Regions from separate parts of the Homo sapiens genome. Here regions 1 and 3 are each linked to region 2. The links are chromatin contacts, found by Hi-C or POLR2A ChIA-PET in ENCODE. All regions are on one chromosome and are shown on one strand. Each heading gives the region's core, a stretch centred on a gene start or an enhancer-like site at or near the end of the contact. The rest is flanking DNA. Distances are from core to core; before and after follow the strand shown.

Region 1 (2,811 bases), core at 259-2,758, 2.1 Mb before region 2:
ACCTGTTCCCATTCTCAAATTCCGTTTCAGCACAGTCTGGTCGGGTCCACACGTTGAATTCATAGTCAGGGGAAGAGGCAATGCCACTGGTCAGGGCTGACGCCCCACCTCCTACCCCTTCCCCATCACTGGACAAAGATTCCACCTTCTCCACGTGGGCTAGATTCCCTGAATCAAAGCGAGAACTGAACAGCAATCCCCCACAGCGCAGCTCCATGGTGGGGCTGGGAAAGCATCCTCCTGCCCCGCTCTGGCCCTGAGAGCTGGGGGAAAACAAGGGTTAGGTTAAGGAGGAAAGGGAAGACAAATCGAAGAGTTTTCTGGGTATCTCTTGATAAATAAGAGCTATTCTTAGGGAGTGCCCTATGAAACAAAAGGCTGTCTCCCTCTTAGAAAACATAGAAGTGGTCTTCCAGCAAAGGCCAAGAGAAAGCAGCATTCTGTACCCCAACACTAAGGGTTGTAAATGACCTAAAGGGACCCCATTTTACTTTAGCTTGGCTGTTCCCAAATAAAACTCAGTGGCTTAACTATGTTGAAAAACACTAAACTCTCAGCTGCTTTGCAGCCCAAAGATTAGAGAATATAATCAGAGAGGTCAGATTTTCCAAACCTAGCCAAGATACACTCACCACCATACATGGCCACCTTTAGAGATGGGCCGTTCTGGATCTCTGGCTCTGCACTCTCCAGCACAGAGCAGAGAGAGGAATCGAGGTTCTGAGTGTAAATGGGTAGTCCTCTCTCCAGCCTCTGTCCTCACAAGTACTGAGCGGACATTCTGGTGTTGCTCCCCTGAGCCCTGGAAGGGCTGGTTCTTCCTTTTTTGTTCCTACCTTATGCCTAGTATGGAGAAAAACTATAACAGTGGTGCCTCTGCCAAGCCAAAGGCTACTGGGCTCACCTAGCGACTGGAGCTCCCTTCCAGCCAGGGCATGGGTCTGTTTCCATCCCCCTCCGCCCCGTAAGCACTGCACCCTGAGAAAGCTACCCTAGTAGCTGTGGATGAGTAATGGGTGTTCTCAGCACCCCTAAAAGAGGTGGGCTGCTAGAGTCCCACTCGGGGGAAGGAGGCTGGCTTCTCCACCCTCGACTCGCGGGGAACCGTCACACCGAGCGGGCTTGCCCTGGGCAGGGTGGGACTGGGAGGCATGGAAGGGGTCGAGACGGGCTCCCGCGGCAGGGGATTAGGCAGGGAGGGCCTAGGAGTCAGAGGTGAGGCCACGGAGCTGGGCGGGGTCGGGACCGCGTAAGCCAGGTCGGGAGCGGGGTGCGGGGTGGCCTTCGAGGGGCTCGGGCTCAAGGGGCTGAGAGAAGGGGGCGGGGCCGGGGCTGGCGGGGCCGGGGCTGGCGGGGCCCGTAGTCCGCGCAGAGCCCCTCACCTCTCTCCGGGCCGGTGATCCCGCTCCCTCTCCCGCTAGCGAGGCCGCACCTTGGGCCCCGGCACCCGGGCCCTCCACCCGGGCCCCCAAAAACACCCGAGCGCCGCGGTGCCGGGACCCCGCTCTGCCAGGAAACAAGAAGTCTCTCGCCTATTGGCCGTGGCTGCAGCTGGCGACCCGCCCAGTAAAGCTCGCTACCATTGGTCAGCTCTCAGGGTTCCTCGCACGTTAGTGGGTACCTGAGCGAGTGTCGTTCGGGGACGATGGCGGGCAGGAGCGGCCGGAGGGTTCTAGCAGCGTCTTCCGGAAGACGGTTAACGGCCTGCCTGCCGGGAGGCGGGAAAGATAAAGCGGCAGAAACTGGGACTCAACTGCGAAATAAAAAGACATCGTGTGAAACTCCTTATCGCTTAACAGTCTTGTGTCTCTAAAATGAAACACGTAGCCCACTGCGCCGGGAATCCCTCCCGTTTTGTGTTCTGTAGTGTGACGGACGCAAAAGCTGAGTGGAGGATGCGGGCATCGATCCCGCTACCTCTCGCATGCTAAGCGAGCGCTCTACCATTTGAGCTAATCCCCCGCCTGCTGCTTAGTTCTTTCCCTTTGCCTTACAGGTTCACTGCACTGTTCACTGACCAGTGGATCAACCACAGTTCAGGACATTTATTTAGCAGAGTACAATACAGTGGCATCCATGTGCAAGATTCTAAAAATCAAGCATATAATCGTGTGCTTAAGCAGAAAACATTCTAAAACACGTTACCACATGTACATTGAACGCAGAAAGAGCGTTACCGTATACTACATACTACGGTGTTCCCTATGGACTGACGGCAGTACGAATGCTAAGTCACAGGAGGCCTCCAAGCCTTTCCCCTTATGGGATAATTGAATTAAATTGAGGTTAAAAATTACAGACGAAGTCCTTCGAGCCGGAATCGAACCAGCGACCTAAGGATTGCCACGCCCTATCCACTACAGTCCTCCGCTCTACCAACTGAGCTATCGAAGGCTCCGCTGCGATAAGATGCTGCTGATAGCCCTCTAATGCTTACCGCAACCTCATCCAGCCATGACCCCCGCTTTCTCCAGCTGAAGGAACCTGCCAGGGCAGGAGACCCATGGGACCTCACAGAGCTGAGAAAGCCGGAGACCCAAAGGCAAGGAAAAGAAGCTGCCCAAAGTCCGGGTTCTCAGGCCAGAACGGAGGCCACACCGGCCCTGAGCTTCCCGGCTTTTTAACAAAATGTTCCCAACACCCCGCGGTGGTTTCTCCTGGACCGCGAACGCCGAGCCCGCCGCCGCCTCCTGGAGCTCCGGGGCAGCGCTTGTGCCGCGGTACCTGCACTCACAGGGGCTTTGCGACCGCGACGCGCAAACCCTGCTCGAGAGCCGATGGGCCACTTTGGCTGCTCCTGCTCCACATTTC
Region 2 (2,948 bases), core at 225-2,724:
TGAGGCAGGTGAATTGCTTGAACCCGGGACACAGGGGTTGCAGTGAGCAGAGATTGTGCCACTGCACTCTAGCCTGGGCAACAAGAGGGAAACTCTGTCTCAAAAACAAAAACAAAAACAAAAAAAACCCCATCAATATGAAAAAAATAGTAATCAATTTAAATCTGTGGCATGTTTTACTGCTTAGTCTCAACAGCACCATACTTAATCAATCATAACAGCTGAAGATTTGACATTTTATAATTATTCTTCCACAATACCAGTTACCCTATTACAGGGCCAAAGGTGAACTGTCGAAGAAATTACATGTTTAGTAATTTGATTTATTAAATCATACTGAGAAGTTAGCATGTGGATTCTTTTAAGCTTTAAAACTATCCAAATTCTAACCAGGACTTATATTTCATATTTGTAAATAATTTTAGAAGCTTCAGTGAATTAAGTTATATTATTTGATTATCAAAACAATCCAGAATAAACTTGTCTTAAAAAAAACTTAATGTTTAAAAAACACATTTTAAAATTAAAATGTGGAAAATCTGACTTTACTGTGAAATGTTGAGCCTTTGCTCATTGCCTTCCTGTAATGCACTTCCCTTAAGATGTTTAAAGTTAGGTGAGAAAAGAAGCAATGCTACTTTTGTCTTTGTAATATACAGGGAAATTGGCAGCCATTTTTTTTCAGGGCACTATAAATAATCATTGTCAAGTTCTATTTATCTTCTGTAACTGAAGATATTCACTGAAAAAAAATTACCGTTCCTGTCAGACTGACTTTTATTCAAGCACTGTCACATTGTCAGCTAAAGGGAAGGGGAGAGCAGACGTCGAGGTCACGTTCGAAGCGAACAGCGGGGAGCTGAGGAAACTGACGTCCACAGCTCCAGCCTGGCTTAGCGTTAACACCTGCAGTAGACCAAGCCTTTCTCCCACAGAGGAGTCAACAAATCCATCAGAGATCTGTAATAGGAGGGCCAAGACTAAACACTCTTGCCTTGACTCCAAATAGACAACTCCATTTAAAATAAAAAACAATAGGAACCAGATTCAGAATCGCTTCACGCCTTGCCCAAGGCCCTCTTCCAGAACCAGGGTTCCGACCTCCCCACTTTCCTGGCTTTGGGGTCTGCCTCTCGGGGATCTCGAGCAAGGGGAACAAAATATTGGAGGGGGAAGAGGAGCAGCAGCCCGGCCCATGGAACCGAAAAAGAATCCAGAAAAAAAAAAAAACACTCCCAAACGGACGAGACACTACCAGACCCGCCCTGAAGAGCCAATACATTTCCACCACTCGGCTGCGAAAGCAACAAACGCCTCCCGTCCGGGCGTCCCTGAAAACAAGGACGCGCTCACCTCGAAGGGTAAACCCAGCCGCCCCCCAACGCCGCCTTCCCGTCAGGGGACGAGGCCTTAGAAACTCGGTAACTGCAGTCGCGTCTCCAGGGCCTGCAGATGACGTCAGCAGCCCCGCGCTAGCATCGCGAGACTCCCGTCTCCCTCCCCCGGCTCCCCACGCTCCCAACCGCCCGCGCCTGCTGCCAGGCAGCGGCGGGGATGGCGAGCAGCGGAGGCGAGGCGGTGACGAGAGCAGCGGCTCCGCCATTGGACGAGGAGGCCTGAGGGACGGGCCAGCGGTGCACAAGAAGAGACCGAGGCGGGTGGCCCCGAGAGAGCCAGGGCCATGGAGGCCAACATGCCGAAGCGGAAGGAGCCCGGCAGGTCTCTCCGCATCAAAGTCATCTCCATGGGCAACGCCGAAGTGGGGAAAGTGAGTACAGCGAGCCGGGAGGGGCGGGCCCCAGCGTGGCGGGGCGACGTGTCCATTGGCTGGAAGGGCGGCCACTCAACAGCCTGGGGCCCGGCCTCCTCTCCGCCCCCGAGCAGGCCCGGGTCTCAGCCGAGGGGTGCGGCTCCGCGAACGAAACTCCCCGACCTTTTTGACCTTTCCGTTGCCCCCTCGTCCTCCGACGTCACTCTTCCGGAGATGGTGTCTGGGGTGGCCTCTAAGCCTTGAATGTACCCCCAAAAGAGTAAGAAGGCCTGGGTCCCCATGAGGGGCCGTCGGCCTAGATACCTTGCCCGCGTTCTAGGGGGCCGTCCGGGACCGGGAGATGGAGGATGAAAGTTTAGTTCCCCCAGCCGGGCCTGGGAGCCGGCGGAACGTTATGGGGTGCGTGTGAGAATTTGGGGTTCGCGAAATGGTGCCCGGCAGCCCAGATTCTGCATTCCCGTCACGAGAGAGCGTAACTGACGTTGACGTGTTTCACAGGGGAGGTGCAAGGGATGGCCGGGGTCCGCGCTGTTTTGTTTTGCGTTGTGTTTTATTTTTGGTGGTGTCCCCATATCTGTTAGTTCCACCGCCCTTCTCTCTGCCCCATCTGTGGTTCATCAGCTATAAACTCTCCTTTAGTACGTGGGGAGGGAAGGCCAGAGGTAACCTGAGGCCTTTTCCCTTATGAATTCCAAGACGGCCTCCTCTTCACTCAAATTCTTTCCTTTTGGGCAAGTGGAATCTGTTGGTTAAGAACTTCCCAAGGTCATCAAATCAGTGACCGAGGAAAGATTAGAACCTAAGTCTTCACATTCCCACTGCGGTGCTCTTTCCGTCGTTGTATGCGTTCAAAATCAACTCCGAAAGAGCTGTTAAGGCAGTGCCTAGTCCAGTGCCTGGCACCCAGGAGATGCTCAGTAAATGTTTACTTAGTGTTTTTTATTTCTGTGTAGCATGATCCCGTACTACTTTTGTGTGTATGTGCTAGCATAGTATTCACTGAAAGTCAACATTTTTTTGAACGTCAGCTGTGTACGAGGTGTTTTTTTTTTTCTAGGGACTGGGCACGCTAGCTCAGGCCTGTAATACATCAGCACTTTGGGAGGACGAGGCGGGCGGATCACTTGAGGTCAGGAGTTCAAGACCAGCATAGTGAAATCCTGTCTCTACTAAAAAT
Region 3 (2,864 bases), core at 30-2,529, 2.4 Mb before region 2:
CAGGAGAATCGCTTGAACCTGGGAGGCGGAGGTTGCAGTGAGCCAAGATAGCGCCACTGCACTGCAGCCTGGGCAACAAGAGCGAAACTCTGTCTTAAAAAAAAAACAATAGTAGGCGGGGTGCGGTGGCTCACGCCTGTAATCCCAACACTTTGGGAGGCCGAGGCGGGCGGATCACGAGGTCAGGAGATGGAGACCATCCTGGCTAACACGGTGAAACCTCGTCTCTACTAAAAATACAAAAAATTAGCCAGGCGTGGTGGCGGGCGCCTGTAGTCCCAGCTACTCGGGAGGCTGAGGCAGGAGAATGGCGTGAACCCGGGAGGCGGAGCTTGTAGCCTGGGCGACAGAGCGAGACTCTGTCTCAAAAACAAACAAAAAACAACAACACAACAGTGCCCCAGACTCTCTCCCTCCAATGTACACTGCATACAAAGACTAGACAAACGATGCCAAAGGTTACACCAGGACGACAATGAAGTCCAAGTCACTCATCTTGGCGCTTCTTTTTATCAAGCTAGCTAGTTAATATTACCACTTACAATCATTCTCCGAGTCCAGCCAGCTTCCTCAGAAATCCTCCCCAAATGCAGTTCACATTCTTCCCTCACTCCTCCAAACCTTATAACATTATTCCCTTTTCCTGTGGCATAATGCAATCCAGAGGCATCCTCTCTGAGAGCCTACATCCTTTCAATCCTCCAAGAAACAGCTCCTCCTCCCATCCTTGAGCTTTTCCCACCCAGAATAGGCTGTACCAAACATTTCTACATTGTATTAACTCGAATTATATCACAGATCGAGGTCTTCGCTTTCAGAAAAGACTCACATTCTTCTCATATAGGCCTCGCATGGCCTGGCCAAGTACTTCCTAAGCTCGGAACAAATACTGGTCAACTTTAATTGAACCAAATCGGGCGGGGTTTGCGGAGTCTGAGAGTGCAACGTTGGGGAGAGGGGGATGAAAACACTGGAGGACGGGCTGAAAGCGTCGAGTCCGACACAAAAGAGGCGTCAGACAAAACGCCAAGAGGCTGGGGACTGGGAACGAAGGAAGAGGTTCTGCCAGAGGCGACCTGCCACCTGCGCGAGGAAGCGGAGTAGGACGGCGGCCGTTGGTGGGCGTGGTCGCGCTAGTCTCGCGGGAGCGGCCGTTGGGCGGGCCGTTGTCCCTGCGGGCGGGGCGAGTTGCTAAGGAAATGACTGCCCGCAGCGCCTGGCCCCGCCGCGCAGGCCGGGCGGGGTCTGGAGCGGCGCCGTTTCCGCTTCCGCTCCCTCACAGCTCCCGTCCCGTTACCGCCTCCTGGCCGGCCTCGCGCCTTTCACCGGCACCTTGCGTCGGTCGCGCCGCGGGGCCTGCTCCTGCCGCGCGCACCCCCGGGGCTTCGGCTCCGGCACGGGTCGCGCCCAGCTTTCCTGCACCTGAGGCCGCCGGCCAGCCGCCGCCATGGGTGCCTACCTCTCCCAGCCCAACACGGTGAAGTGCTCCGGGGACGGGGTCGGCGCCCCGCGCCTGCCGCTGCCCTACGGCTTCTCCGCCATGCAAGGCTGGCGCGTCTCCATGGAGGTGAGGAGGCAGGGGCCCATAGGCTGGCCGCTGCGGGGCGGGAATCTGACGGAGAAAGAGAGCGGGGGATGGGGTCCTCCCCTGGGAAGGGTCCCAATTGGGAGCCTGCGGCCGCAGCGGCCGTTTGCGGGGCGACAGAGACCGCGGGGTCAGGGCCGAGAGGGAGCTCCCGATGCTTGGGGACCGTGTGCCGGTGGCCAGTGGCGGCGAGGGCTCGGCCATGTGGGAAGAGGCACCTTCCGCCCACTGACCGCCCTCTCCCCGAGCTTTGGCGCCATCCTCTCGTGCCAACCTAGCCCTCCAGGCTCATCAACGGTGTGAGGTTTAGTGTGGGAGTAAAGACGCAAATAGGGGCTATTTATTCATTTGTTTTTCAAGGGAGAGGTGAATAGATGTGAATAACTTTTTAAATTTTAATATTTAAAATATCTGATGTGGGAAGCCTCTTTTGGCTAGGAGTTTGACAGTGAAAGGAACCCCGGGCAGAGTCTGTTTCACATTTTGGTTGCCTGGCCTTGGGCTCTTGCATGTTAATTTCAGAGGCTGGACCCGACCTCCAGGAGTTGTCACTCATTTGCACTCTTTTCAGGGCCTTTTACTAACTTCGGAAAACTTGAATTATGTCAGTCCCTAGGTTTTCCTTTTTATTATGCTTCGTTTTCTTTCTCTCTTAGGATTTCTCTAAAACTTAATCAGTAATTCTCATTTGCCTGTAATTGTAGTTTATAGTTTCTTTGATTGTAAGTCATTTCATCAATTTTTTTCATCACAACCTACCTACAAAGGGCTTTTCTAGAAAATTTTACTCTGGACAAAAGGGGAAAAGAAAAATATTGGGGGGAAAGTAGTAGTATTAGGTAAAACTTGATGTGAAACTACAAAAGAGAAGAGGGAAAACTGCGGTAGGGAGGAAAGGGAGGAAGACGGGTTAACCGTGGCTTTGTGAAGAGCATTCTGAAGTCTAGGCAAAAGGGCCAGGGAAATACTCTGTCTGGTATTGAGGGTTTCTCCACCTACCGGGTGGGCTTCAGGTAACAGCGAAATACTGTCTCCCTTGGGAATTGTTTCAGATCCCTCGCTCCTCCCTGTGGTTAGCTCTGGAATGACAGTATGAACTTAAATGTTTTGTTTTCCGATTCAAATTTTATATTCATAACTGACCTTAATAACAATTTTATAATTAGGTATAAAATTTCAGGATTGGAGTGTATCCTATAGTTCATCTCATCTGCTTTGGCTCCCTTTTTTTTTTTTTGAGACAGAATTTCGCTCTTGTTGCCCAGGCTGGAATGCAATG

Evidence for each region. Hi-C counts contacts between places; a loop is a spot of excess contacts on that map. ChIA-PET counts read pairs that join two places held with the same protein, here RNA polymerase II (POLR2A). Pooled maps may share reads with other maps.
Region 1: a loop to region 2 is called in a map of naive thymus-derived CD4-positive, alpha-beta T cell, with 31 times the contacts of the local background. The contact joins the promoter of AGBL5 here to the promoter of DNAJC27-AS1 in region 2. A Hi-C loop is called at or near these places in 2 of 168 maps with a recorded cell type or tissue (CD4-positive, alpha-beta memory T cell and naive thymus-derived CD4-positive, alpha-beta T cell) and 9 of 50 pooled maps.
Region 3: a pooled map shows a loop between it and region 2 (14-fold over the local background). The contact joins the promoter of PPM1G here to the promoter of DNAJC27-AS1 in region 2. A Hi-C loop is called at or near these places in 1 of 37 single-sample maps with no recorded cell type and 4 of 50 pooled maps. POLR2A ChIA-PET finds 5 or more read pairs at or near these places in 1 of 52 experiments (activated T-cell).

Annotation. Positions count from the first base shown.
Region 1 is chr2:27,050,365-27,053,175 of GRCh38, reverse strand. AGBL5 (AGBL carboxypeptidase 5) reads right to left here and starts at 1,508. Exons shown (of 15, transcript NM_021831.6): 1 at 1,383-1,508; 2 at 3-263. The coding sequence starts at 217. It overlaps TRY-GTA2-1 (tRNA-Tyr (anticodon GTA) 2-1), which reads right to left and starts at 2,394; the gene lies at 2,306-2,394. It overlaps TRA-AGC8-1 (tRNA-Ala (anticodon AGC) 8-1), which reads right to left and starts at 1,962; the gene lies at 1,890-1,962. RefSeq lists silencers at 1,008-1,057, 1,078-1,517, 1,921-2,215 and enhancers at 1,254-1,753, 2,068-2,297, 2,468-2,757.
Region 2 is chr2:24,970,638-24,973,585 of GRCh38, reverse strand. DNAJC27-AS1 (DNAJC27 antisense RNA 1) reads right to left here and starts at 1,474. Exons shown (of 3, transcript NR_034113.1): 1 at 1,354-1,474. It overlaps DNAJC27 (DnaJ heat shock protein family (Hsp40) member C27), which reads left to right and starts at 1,631. Exons shown (of 7, transcript NM_016544.3): 1 at 1,631-1,768. The coding sequence starts at 1,682. RefSeq lists enhancers at 582-1,099, 1,311-1,390, 1,100-1,618, 1,601-1,710, 1,971-2,080 and 2 more and a silencer at 1,841-1,920.
Region 3 is chr2:27,408,006-27,410,869 of GRCh38, reverse strand. It overlaps PPM1G (protein phosphatase, Mg2+/Mn2+ dependent 1G), which reads left to right and starts at 1,279. Exons shown (of 10, transcript NM_177983.3): 1 at 1,279-1,567. The coding sequence starts at 1,448. RefSeq lists silencers at 1,109-1,298, 1,389-1,578, 1,649-1,698, 1,719-1,798.